2 separate regions of the Mus musculus genome follow, and region 1 is linked to region 2. A link is a contact called in ENCODE POLR2A ChIA-PET data. All regions are on one chromosome and are shown on one strand. The core of a region is the stretch at or near the end of the contact, and the rest is flanking DNA. Distances in the headings are between cores, read along the strand shown.

Region 1 (6,388 bases), core at 2,753-5,252, 120 kb after region 2:
ACCAGCACCCCCAGACACCCACCAGGCTGTGTCTTCCAGGAAGATGCCTTCTCGCTCAAGATGTGTGAAGAGCTCACCACCTGTGACACAAGCACATCAGCAGCTGTGCACTCGGGCCCAGCCTCGCTACTGTCTGAGCGTCAGTTTCTTCTAGAGAAAAATGGGACTTGTAGATCCCACCCTACCTGCCTCCCAGAGATGCCGTGGGGACTCAATTCAATCAGCAAACATCTACCGTCGCCTACGCACTTGGTGCCTGGCCCTGTGCTGCGAGAAGCTGGGGCAGAGTTGAGGAGACCCAGCCATTGCCCTCAGGATGCTCAGTCTAATGGGAAGACAGACATGTGGACAGTGCTCTAGGATGCCAGGCTCAGGTCATAGCTCTGGGAACTCCAGAGCCTCATGATAGAGGGCGGAGGAAGCTAATCTCAACACAGTGATGGGGAAGGGGCAGTGACGGTGTGGCTCTCTGTCTGGATAGAGTGGGACGGGACGCCAAGCATGCAGGAAGTCGCTGTAGGGTTCAGCTGGTACTGGGCAGACAGGGAGAAGGAATGGCTCTCAATCACTCTTGGTGAGTAATGGCATGACCAAAAAGACCAAGGCCTTGTTTGGGTGTTTAGAGACACGTGCTCCAGGAAGATGACCTTCGCAATTAGTGGAGGTGAAGAGCCCAGGGAAGCTAGACCCTCAAAGCTAGTTTAAAAACAGACCTGCTAGGTGTGATGGCACATAATTTAAATCCCAGACAGGGGCAGGGAATGTCTTTTGAGTTCTATGTAATGAGTTCCTGGCCAAACAATGTTATATAGTAAGACCCTGCCTCAAAAAGACAAAACAAGAAAGTGTGTAGCACATGCCTTTAATACCAACACTCAGTCTGCAAAGACAGGCAGATCTCCTGAATTCAAGGCCAGCATGGTCTATATAGTAAGTTCTAAGCAGGCCAGGACTACATAAGCAGACCTTGTCTCAAAAAATAAACGAAGCTGGGCATGGTGGCGCATGTCTTTAATCCCAGCACTCGGGAGGCAGAGGCAGGCGAATTTCTGAGTTCGAGGCCGGCCTGGTCTACAAAGTGAGCTCCAGGACAGCCAGGGCTATACAGAGAAACTCTGTCTCGAAAAACCAAAAAAAAAAAAAAAAACGAACCCCGGGCAGTGGTGGTGCATGCCTTTAATCCCAGCACTTGGGAGGCAGAGGCAGTCAGATTTCTGAGTTCGAGGCCAGCCTGGTCTACAGAGTGAGTTCCAGGACAGCCAGGGCTACACAGAGAAACCCTGTCTTGAACCCTCCCCCCAAAACAAAACAAAACAAAAAAATTAAACCCTATAGAAACAGTAACCACTCATGAGACTTCCAAGAAGAAGGATGTAGCTAGGTGAGACCTGACTGGGTGCCTGGCACACAGAGGACAGGCAGGAAAAAGTGGATGAAATTTTCTCTGGACATCACATCTATATAAACTCCCACCAGCCCCACCCACCCCACAAACACTAGGCACTGGATGGATGTTTGCTGAATGAATGAACAGATAGAGAGACAGACAGATGGACACACGGCCAGGCATGGTATGTGAGCCTCCTAGCCATCCTCCATGATACCTCTCAAGAGTCCCTAAGTCCCCACCCAGTGTTCCTGGGCTGGCTCCCTGCCACACCCTGCTCGGCTTAGCCCACACACCTACCACTGAGGCACTCCAGGATGAGGTAGAGTTTGCCACCTGTCTGGAAAGCATAGGCCAGTTCTACAATGAAGGGATGCTTCACAGATTCTAGAATGTTCCTCTCAGCCCGGGTATGGGCTGTGTCCTTGGCACTGCATACAATCTTGGCCTAGAGATGCAGGAGTCTGTTAGAAGGGGAGGCATCCAGAGTGCTTGCCTTTCTGCTCTGCGGATTGACTGCCACCTCAATAGAATGCGCAACCTCAAGAGTCAACTATACTGAGGAGGAGCCAGTGTTCCAGTACACGTCTCTTGTTTCAAATAAACATTGAAACAACTTGGGTATGTAAGTGTCTAGATGCTAGGTCTGTGCAGTGATATCATCCTGACAGTAACCAACCCATAGAGTCGGGGTACCAAGGGTGGAACAGTATCACAAAGAGCCCCCTTTCTAGAAGCTTCTCCAGTCTGCCCTCCACAAGATCTGATCATGACAAAGACAATGGGAGGACTGGGCACTGGACTCAGAGGTTCAAAGTGTGAACTATGAAAGCATAAAGATCTGAGTTCAAATCTTCAGTAGCAATATAAAAAGCCAACGATGGCTGTGCGTGCCTGTGCCCTGTGGGAGGGGCACAGAAGCACCACTGGGTCTCCAGCCCAGCTTCAGTGAGACCTTGTCTCCTGAGAGGAAGTGACTTAAAAACAGTAAACTTTTCCGGAACCGGTTTATCCTCTCAGTCTCTCACCCTTGATACTTTCTTGTGTTCTTTGAGACAAGGTATCATTATGTAGCCCCTGGTGTGCTGGCCTACCACCACTCAGATCCTCCGGCTTTACCCATTCAAGTCCTGAGACTACACAGTATCCTACCAAGTTCAGCTCAACTTGACCCTGCTGACACACTGAGCCACACAATTCTTTGTCGTGGGTTCCTGTTGCGCTGCATCCTGGGCTTCTATTCACAGAATGCCAACAGTACTGCCTGTCCTCATGAGTCCTGACAATCAAAGCTTGCCATATGTGCCCTAGCAGGCCAGCTTCTTCCATCCAAGAATTACTCCAAAATCGTATGTATGACAATAGATGCTAAGTCAGCAAGTGTCAAGATAAGGACTGTCTTTATCATGTTTCCGGCTGTCTTCCCGAGACCTGGCACAGGCTGATGGGGATGGCAGCTACTCTGTCTCTGCTGGCTAAGCGAGTGACTCACCTTCCTTAAGACCTTCATGGCATATATTTTTCCCAAGTTGGTGCCTTGCACTTTTCTCACCTGGAACACCTGTAGGGCAGGGGAGACAGGATTAACTTCTCTGACCACACCCCACCTTCAAGGTTGCCCCACCCTAAAGGGACCAAAAGGTCTAAACTCAGCTTAAGGGTGGAACAGTAAAGATCTCCATCAGATTTTGAAAGGATATGCCCTTCCTTCCCCCAGGTCTCCAGCTCTGAATTCCATCAGAGACTCCGTACATTTACAAGCCTATTGGGTGTGAAGGATAGTATGCTGTCTCAGGCTAGAGCTGAGGTCGCCAGGGAGAGAGGGATGTTAGTACCTTGCCATAGCCCCCCTTGCCCAGTACACTCAGTAGCTCAAAGCAGTGGGGCCCGATGCGCTCAGGACCCAGGTTCACGCTGCTCTCTGTCAGCTCTACTTCTTCATAGTGTCCCACTGTCCTAAAGACAGAATAAGTTAATGAGGGAAAGGCTCTAGTGTACTCCAAGTCCCGACCCCTACTCCATACCCCCACCCCCCAAGCAAGACCCTCACTCACTCCAGGCCAGCAGCCCTTAATTCGCCAAGGGGACACACGTCCTGTGAGAAACCAAGTAATAAGAACCATGGGAGGTGCCAGAATACCTCCTCCCAACCTAGGCTCAACTGCTTGGCCCAGGGGAGAGGACCAAGGATAGAAGACAGGAGCAGGGATGGGGAAAGGTTGGGAAGGAGAGACCAAGGATAGAAAAGGAAAGATTGGGTCCAGGGGCTGGGGCTGGGGTTGGGGTTGGGGCTGGATCTGGGTTTGTAGGGGTCACAAACCACTCAGAGTTGGGAGCGCCAGGGTTTTGGTTAACCAGCCGGGCTCCCGGGTCCAGTCGCGCCCGGAGAGAAACACTCACCGCAGGGCTGAACTCCGGTTCGCCCTCGCCCTCGCTCCCTTCCTCGGTCTCCAAGTCTAAATCAAATACGGCCGCCATGGCCCCGCCGGTCCCGCGGGACCCTTGGCCCGGACCAGGCAGAACTCTGACTGACAGCACCGGGCTGTGCCTACGTCATTTCTCCGCGACAGCAGCCGCTCGCTCTGTTGACGCAATAGCTTCACCCACTCTCAAGTCGAGTGGGAAGAAAAGATGGCGCCTGTCGGAAAGCCTCTCGGGAGTCGTAGTTCCAGACATCTGGACCTCCCATCCTGCAAGCCTTATGAATAGAATAGGCTTTACTAGACCATCTTCCTTGTCGGTTTCTCCTGGGCCAGCTCTCGCCCCGAGCCGCGCGCACAGAGGCTCCCATTTTGACTCTGGAGCAAGTTCAAGATTTAATGGGCAGAATTACAGATGCATGAACGTTTAAGTGGCAACTCCTCAGCCCTTCTTAGTGCTGTGAGCTGCCCAGAAAGAAAACTTGTGTCTGTTCGGTTGTATTAGGGGACAGTAAGCTGTATTAGGGACACTCCATACAACCTCCCTGAAGCTCACAGACCCTGCAGGTCTGACATTTTCTGGGCGACTGCCTGGGCTTTGTTTCAAGGCTCCCTTTCTGAAGGGCTCAACACACCTAAATATGGACTTTTGCTAATGTATGCATACCGAGTATTTGAGCTGCCTAGTTCAGAATAGATATTTTAATAGAATATAGTTGAAAGGATGGATGAGAACTGGCGAGATGGTTCAGCGGGTAAAATCACTTGCCATACAAATGGCAAGTGACTGCTGGGGTTCGATCCCAAACGAAGCCTGTCCATTTCTATTGGAGTCTGTCTGGATAGCTTTTCCATTGCACACGGGATGCCCACTGAGGTATAGGATATGAACTCAGATGAACAAAATTTAGGGGTATCCAGGTCTGCAGAGGGATTACTGCCTGAATATGATTTAGGATTATAATTCAAGAAAAAAAAATCTCAAACATACATGTAGATATAAGGTAAGCCCGTAGCAAAGGTCAACCCTGGGGCCCAGCCAATGGGGTGCTTTCTACCTCTCCCTCCCACTTCCCAGCTCCCCACCTACTGAACCTGGGAGGGGAGCACTAGCTAAAACACTGGACTCCGGATACTTCACTAGTTAACAAGTCTTTATTTAGGTAGGCAGGTTTCAGGAGCTGTCCTCGGCTCCTGAGCAAAGACAGGTGTTTTCAGAGTAGCTAGCTCCCTAAAATGAGGAAAGGTGTACACAGAAGTCCCAGGGCCAAGCTAGCTAGGAATGCCAGAGGCCAAAGCAACAAAGCTGGTAGAGATCGTGTGTGGTGTATGGGAGGCAGGTGTTTAGGAGTCTGAGTGCTGCCTATAAATGAAGATAGAAAGGAGAGAGGACCTGGAGGCTAACTGAGCGTTTAAAACAGTAAACAGAGAAGGTTGGCCTTGGCATTCTGTCTACATCCACTATAATAGGAACTTGGAGGCAGTCTTTTTTTTTTTTTCTCTCTCTGAGCCTGCTTCCTCATCTGTAACATAGGGGCACTAGGGTCTGCCTGAAAGCATGAAGGGAAATGTTTACTCCTAGTGCTGAGCACAGACATTTGCTTCTACTGCTCAGGCCAACAGACACAGTGAAGCACGGCCAGACATTTTCAGCAGGCTCTACAACTGTCCTGGGTTTTGCATAAAGGCTAGTGTGCTAATCTCCCATTTCATGGCCTTTGTCCAAGGCTAGGGGCTGGTGAAGGTTCTCTCCTTGTGTAGGTGACAGGAAGAGCTGGACCTAGGCGGTGGAGGGGTAAGAGAGGAGGAGCCTGGGTTTCACCCACCCCCATCTGGGCTGGGCACTGATGTGCCAGTGAAGAAGCTGCTATTTGTTAGTTCTTTAAAGGCTGGAGTCCTGGGGGTACCTGGGGCTAGATGGAGGCTTTCTGGAAGGCAAGAGGACCCAGCAAATTCCAGATACTTGTTTTATGGTCCTTGAATCCAGAAGACTTTGGTGTCACAATGGCTCTACTGTTCTGGAATAGGCCTGAGTTGTGGTAGCATGCTGACCCTGGGTTGGGGCAAAGTGACAGAGAGAGGGACAGGGAAATATAGCCCCACGGCCCCTCCTCCTGGCACTGCATCCCTGCTGCTCCTTGACCCCAGTGCTATTTGAAATGAGACAGGAAATGGGCAACAGGGTAGTTGGGCCTGTCAATGCCCAAGCCCTGACAGATGCCTAGCAGGCGGTGACAGGCCTCAGCAGGGCTGGGCCCAGCACAGGCCACATTGCAGTAGGGCTCCTCATACTGGCCAGGTATCAGGGCCTCCTCCAGCAGGTTGAGTCGTAATTGCCCCTGGTCATGGAGGGTTTGCAGAGTCTCTCTACTGCTCGGGGAACTCAGCAGCTGTAGGTGCTGGGACACCAGGCACATGATGCCCACTAGGTAGCCACGGGCACGAGGGTGAGCAGGCAAGGCAGGCTGCAGGCCACAGGCCACCATTGTAGAAGCCAGAAGCAAATCCACACCATAGAGCTCTAGGATCCAGTCTCGAAGGTAGAAGCCTCCCATTCGAGGGTTAATCTCGATGAGCCTTG
Region 2 (5,799 bases), core at 1,858-4,357:
GCTGGGCATCTCTTCAGCCCGATAATCCTTCTAATTTTAACTCTCAGGGCTAGTAAGAACAAGACAAAAAAAAAAAAAAAAAAAGAAGAAGCAAACAAAATCCACTAAAAGTTAGATTTCTGTTTAGATAAGATTTTATCTTCTCCTCGGTGTCTTACTTACTCTGAGAACTCTTGTTAACTCACCTTGGCTTGTATGTGTAGGGGGCAACAAAACTCACGTATCACCAGCAAGGTAAGCAGAGGCCCTCTGTACAGTTTGTGACCCTCCACCAGGCCAGCCTCGGGTCACAGTTCCTTAGCCCATCCAAAGCCAGGGAATTAGCTCTGGCCTGCAGCCAGGTGTTGAGTATTCCTGGGACTGACTGGCAAATCAACATGGGGCCCCCTTCATTACATGTTGGTTCACTTTTCTTTCTTCCTTCCTTCCTTTCTTTCTTCCGTTCTTCCTTCCTTCCTTCCTTTCTTTCCTTTTTTGTCCCTGGTTTTTAAGACAAGGTTTCTCTGTATAGATCTGGCTGTCCTGGAACTCTGTACACTCCTACACTCTGAAGATCAGGCTAGCCTCCAACTCAGAAATCCACCTGCCTCTGCCTCACAAGTGCTGGGATTAAATGTGTGCGCCACCACTGCCCAGCTCATTCATATATATATGTGTGTGTGTGTATGAGAGAGTTGGGGTGGGGGTGGGGGTAGAGGCAGGGTTTCTCTGTGTAGCCTTGGCTGGCCTGGAACTCACTTTGTAGACCAGGCTGGCCTCGAACTCAGAAATCCGCCTGCCTCTGCCTCCCAAGTACTGAGATTAAAGGCATGCACCACTATGCCCACTGTTTTGTTTTGTTTTTTAGATTTATTTATTATATGTAAGTACACACCAGAAGAGGGCATAAGTTCTCATTATGGATGGTTGTGAGCCACCATGTGGTTGTTGGGATTTTAACTCAGAACCTCCTGAAGAGCAGTCAATGCTGTTAATTGCTGAGCCATCTCTCCAGCCCTAATTTCTCTTCTTCTTCTGCTCTTAACCCCTTCCTGTTTCAAAGGTCAGCAAATATTAAGCAGGAAGATGTCCTGGTCCCACCCTTATGTGCAAGTTTCCTGTCCTCTGCCCTTTTCCAGCCTGAGGGTCCCAGAGCCCCCTTTTCAACAGGAAACGGCACCAAAGACACCTCTTCTGTCTTACAAACTTTATTAGTGCTGGGAAAACGGGGACAAGAAGCTCTTGTCTCTTCAGTCCACTACTGTTTGCCATTGCCATTGATGGGACGGTTCACATGTTCCGGGGAGGACAGAAAGGCCTTGATCTTGGGCCGGGCACTGAGGCGAGCCACATAGGCAGAGAGCAGGGGGAAGTTGTCCAGGCAGCCAGGGGCCAGGACTTGGTGGATCAGCAGCAGGTCCAGCAAGTTGTAATCGGCAAAGGAGATCTGCAGGGGCAGGAGGTGTGGGTCTCAGCAGCTGGGAGGAGGCTGGGGCTGGGGGGCAGAGAGCTGAGGGCCCTCACCCCCACCTCCACCCCTTAGCTCTGCTCCACTTTACATATGGCTCCCTCTTGTCCTTATCCACAAGGCAAAGGCAATGCAAGAGATGCTCACCTGGTCACCCACGATGAAAGCTTTGCCTCCCTGGTTCTGGGACAGCAGGGTCTCAAAAGGCTTCAGATGCCCAGGCAGGGCCTTCACGTAGTCATTCTTACCATTCTCCTGCCAGGGAGACACCCAAAGATGTACCATCCTCCCACTGTCACAGTGCCCTGGGCACTGGACTCCTGCTGCCCTGTAATGAATTCCAGATATACCCCCCCCCCCAGGGACATGGCCTACCACTACCTACTTCCTGGGCTACCCTACCCCCCAGATTCAGGCTCACATAGTTTCTGTAGATCATGGTGCCATATTTGCCGCGAAGGTCCTCCACCCCATCATTCACCATATCCACCTGGGCGGCCTCCCTCTGGTTTTTCCCATAAAGCCCTGCGGGTTGGGAGAGACAGCATGACTGATCCCTGATTTCCTCAGGTATGTGGCTGTTGGTAGGTCGCAGTCTTGGGGGAGGGGATATGGGTAGTCATGTGAGACCTGAGCTCATGAAAGGCAACAGGAAGCCATGGCAGGCAGACCACAGATGCAGCCTGAACAAGGATAATCTCTGTGTGTCCCTGTTTTGCTCTGTCAACTCAAAACTAAAAAGGGAGTGGCCAGCTGGGCAGATACCCCCTGAAACAATAACTGATACCCCCCCCACCACCCTGCCCACCAGCTGGACCACCTGGGTTCAGGACTTACCCAAAGAGCGGCCAAGGTGTCTCAAGATGGCATTAGATTGGTAAAGGGTGAGGTCTCCATCCTCAAACTTGGGGAGCTGCCCATACAGCTGGAGGGAGGAACAAGAACCTTGGTGATGCTGCTGCCTCCCAGTCACAGCCCTCCTAAGGCCCTACCTCTGCCCCCTCCACTACGGGTGTCACTCACACAAGTGGGCTTGAGCAAGCCTTGCATCCAGGTATCTATGGTAACCACCTCCTCCTTCCAGCTCTGGCCCTGGTCAGCCAGCAGCATGCGCATGGCCTCACACCGCCCTGTATGGAGTCAGGGTAAGGATTTGGGGGATAGTGTAAAGGCCCAGCCTCAAAGCAATTTCGAGTACAAGGACTGACTGGCCATGGTGAGGGAAGTAGAGCCTTGCAACCAGGAGGATTAATGATGAATTGCAATTTCTCCATGGCAGATAGGAATGGTGGGCTGCAACCCCTACCCCAGACCTCCCCTTCCTGCAGTCATTAGCTCCTACCTGGACTTGGGAAGTAGACAATGGTGTACGGCGGCACTGGGGGACAGGAGAAGAATGTTAGGTAGAAGAAGGGGAATGATTAGGGTTCAGTGTGGTGCACTTTCCCGCTCCATCTCCCGGGTCCCTTTTCTGATTTGTTCCCCACACCCCGTCCCAGGCTCCTGGTGCAAAATGCCCGGTGCAGAGAGCTCAGTCCAGAGCGAGCCCTGGCCCCGACAGCTGCAAGCTGGTAGTTCGGGGAAGCTTCAGGGCGTGGACTCACTGGCTGCTGTGCAGAGAGAAGTGGGGATCAAGTGCTGAATAGTCAGAGAGGTGTCTCAGGGATGGAAGCAAACACAGGCCCCAGGACAGCCAGCCTTATAAGGGGCATTGCGCTCCGCCCCGGATGCCGCCCCGGATGCTGACTCAACACGTTGGAGAGAATAGCCGGTATTGGATCTCTGCAGCTCCCGCCTCCTGCCCGAGACACTAGCATGTGACCCGAGTCGGCCACAGTGCTGGGTTCATTTTTGAGTCCTGCTCCGAGAAGGGTGTGTCCAGCTCCCTTCCACTTTGTGCTGGAGCTGGACAGCTTTCTGCAGCATGTGCAACTCTGTCAGCCTTCTGCCTATCCCCATCTACCAACCTCTCTAGTAGATTCCGTTAGTGGCCATCCTTAACTCACCAACTTCTTTCTCCTGCCCAAAGAGCTTCGTTTGCTCCTTTGACCTTCGCTAGGAATAGCCAGAAAACTGCGCTTTTGTGTTCTTTATGTCAGAGATCTGAGGAGCTTCAAAAAGCGAAGAAAAATCAAGTGAAGAGACAAAGTTGCAGTTGTATGTCAAAAACCTTAGTTGGTGGTTCCTCGCCTTTCTGACATGGACTCTAGTTCTTCAGCCCTTCAAAAATAACAGCTGGAGAGATGGCCCCGATGTTCAAGGCATTTCCAGATCTTACACAGGACCCAAGTTCAGTTCCCAGAACTCAGCCAGGTAGCTCACAACTGGCTTGAACTCTGGAGCCAGATCTGACACTTGGGGCTTACTTGGGGACTGCACTCATTTGCACAAACAGAGACACATAATTTTTAAAAATAAAAAAAATAATAACAAAATAAACACCTGTCCCTAAAGGCTACCACACACAACCTCACTGTTACACACACCCAAGTGTGTGAGCCCACAACTGAGAGGGAGGGAGAGAGAGAGAGAGAGAGAGAACATCATATCACATCACATCACACTCTTCAGTCATGCCCTCTGGTGTTGAGGGGGCAGCTATGTCTTCCCTCAGGCTGGCTAAGGGCTGTTTCTTTCTTCAGTCTCCCCTTCCTTCCTTGCTTCTCCCTTCTCTGTGTCTCCCTGGGTAATGGGGATTTGGACTATTCAAGCAGTTGTAGGTAGCTACACCTGTGTCTCACTCTTTCCTCCCGCAGCCTGCCTGTCCTAGCTGGTGTCTGGTTCTTTTTTTTTTTTTTTTTTTTAAAGATTTATTTATTATATGTAAGTACACTGAAGCTGTCTTCAGACACTCCAGAAGAGGGCGCCAGATCTCGTTACGGATGGTTGTGAGCCACCATGTGGTTGCTGGGATTTGAACTCCTGACCTTCGGAAGAGCAGTCGGGTGCTCTTACCCACTGAGCCATCTCACCAGCCCTGGTGTCTGGTTCTTTTTCTTTATTTTCTTTCTTTCTTTCTTTCTTTCTTTCTTTCTTTCTTGTTCTTTTTTTTCACTTTTTTTCTCTTTTTTATTTTTATTTTTATTTATTTTTTTTTTTTGGTGTCTGGTTCTTGCTGGTCTGTCTCCTCCTCTTTCCCTACTCAGTTACTTCAAAGGAGCAGAAGTCAACTTCTCATTTTGAACTGAAATTCATGCAGAAACATTTTCCACGCCCAACCCTGCCCCTAGCCCCTCCCCAGGCTTTGACTCTGTGCCCTGTGGATCATAAAATACTGACCATTCCCCTTTCCCACAGCACAGTCCTGGCCTTTCTGCCCCTTCTATAGAGCACAGACATGTGTGGGGGCTAAGGGACTACTGGATTCCCAGTCCCTATTGGACCCCAGGCTGAGCCTGCCCTTTCTTATTGTGTTCATCTACTCCCCTCTCAGTTCCTGGCTGTATCTGGGATGCATCTGCATCCGTAGAACCTGGGACAGGTGTATATGCATGCACTGTAGCGTCACATTCTCAACTACTGTCAGCTCCCTCAGGCCCCAGTTTTCATCACTGAGGTTCTGGGCCTGTTGGGAGCTATTAAGACAACTCTTGATCTCTGAATTGGGCCTCTCCCCCGAGAAGAAAAGGGAGTCAAAAGCGGGCCACCACACACCGATTCTGAGAACAACCACAGAATGTTCCAGCCCTAAGTCATCACAGATGTCCCGACCAAACCCTGATACCACCAAGTTCCTGCTTCCCTGTGTAACTGCCTAAAAAATGTGCAAATTCTATTGCCCCCAGCCCCCCACTGATAAGTACTTCTCCTTTTGCTTGTATTGCCCCACCCCTCCTGCTGATAAGTATCTGTACTTCCCCTTTTGCTTGTGCATTTAAGCCTTGGGCCTTTCTCAATGCAGTGGGGTCTTGATGCAATTCAGAAGGTTTCCTTGTCATTATTCGCACAAGACCCTCGTCTCTCTCTACCCTCCCCCCCAATTTGGTTCTTAGGAGAAGGTCCCCTCAAGACCCTCGAAAAACTGGACCTGCTGGACGGGTCATGGGCCCTTCTTGTGTTCTTGAATTTTTTTTTTCTTGCCTGGTGGAAACTGCTAGCTCCTAACAGTGGGCTCTGTTTAGACTGCATAAGCTGGCCTTAAACTTGTAGCAACTCCTCTGCCTCAGTCTCTTAAGTGCTGGAACTACAGGTATATCACTGAACCTGTTACTCTGCTCTCAAAGATATAAAGGAAGAAGAAAATCTACACTCTAGCCCTCCCCCTCCCCCAACCCATACTTTGGGTTACTGCCTTATTCAGAGTATCTGGCCCAAGAACTAGAGGACTTTATGTAGTTATAAGTACAGATTTT

The links. ChIA-PET counts read pairs that join two places held with the same protein, here RNA polymerase II (POLR2A).
Region 1: POLR2A ChIA-PET joins it to region 2 with 10 read pairs in embryonic stem cell. The contact joins the promoter of Rps6kb2 here to the promoter of Gstp2 in region 2. POLR2A ChIA-PET finds 5 or more read pairs at or near these places in 3 of 5 experiments (Patski and embryonic stem cell).

Annotation. Positions count from the first base shown.
Region 1 is chr19:4,159,381-4,165,768 of GRCm38, forward strand. It overlaps Rps6kb2 (ribosomal protein S6 kinase, polypeptide 2), which reads right to left and starts at 4,003. Exons shown (of 15, transcript NM_021485.3): 1 at 3,788-4,003; 2 at 3,442-3,482; 3 at 3,223-3,343; 4 at 2,880-2,948; 5 at 1,688-1,835; 6 at 23-80. The coding sequence starts at 3,865. It overlaps Carns1 (carnosine synthase 1), which reads right to left. Exons shown (of 10, transcript NM_134148.2): 10 at 4,944-6,388. The coding sequence ends at 5,958.
Region 2 is chr19:4,039,114-4,044,912 of GRCm38, forward strand. It overlaps Gstp2 (glutathione S-transferase, pi 2), which reads right to left and starts at 3,108. Exons shown (of 7, transcript NM_181796.2): 1 at 3,052-3,108; 2 at 2,790-2,825; 3 at 2,471-2,577; 4 at 2,285-2,372; 5 at 1,869-1,972; 6 at 1,595-1,702; 7 at 1,175-1,426. The coding sequence starts at 3,052. The coding sequence ends at 1,238.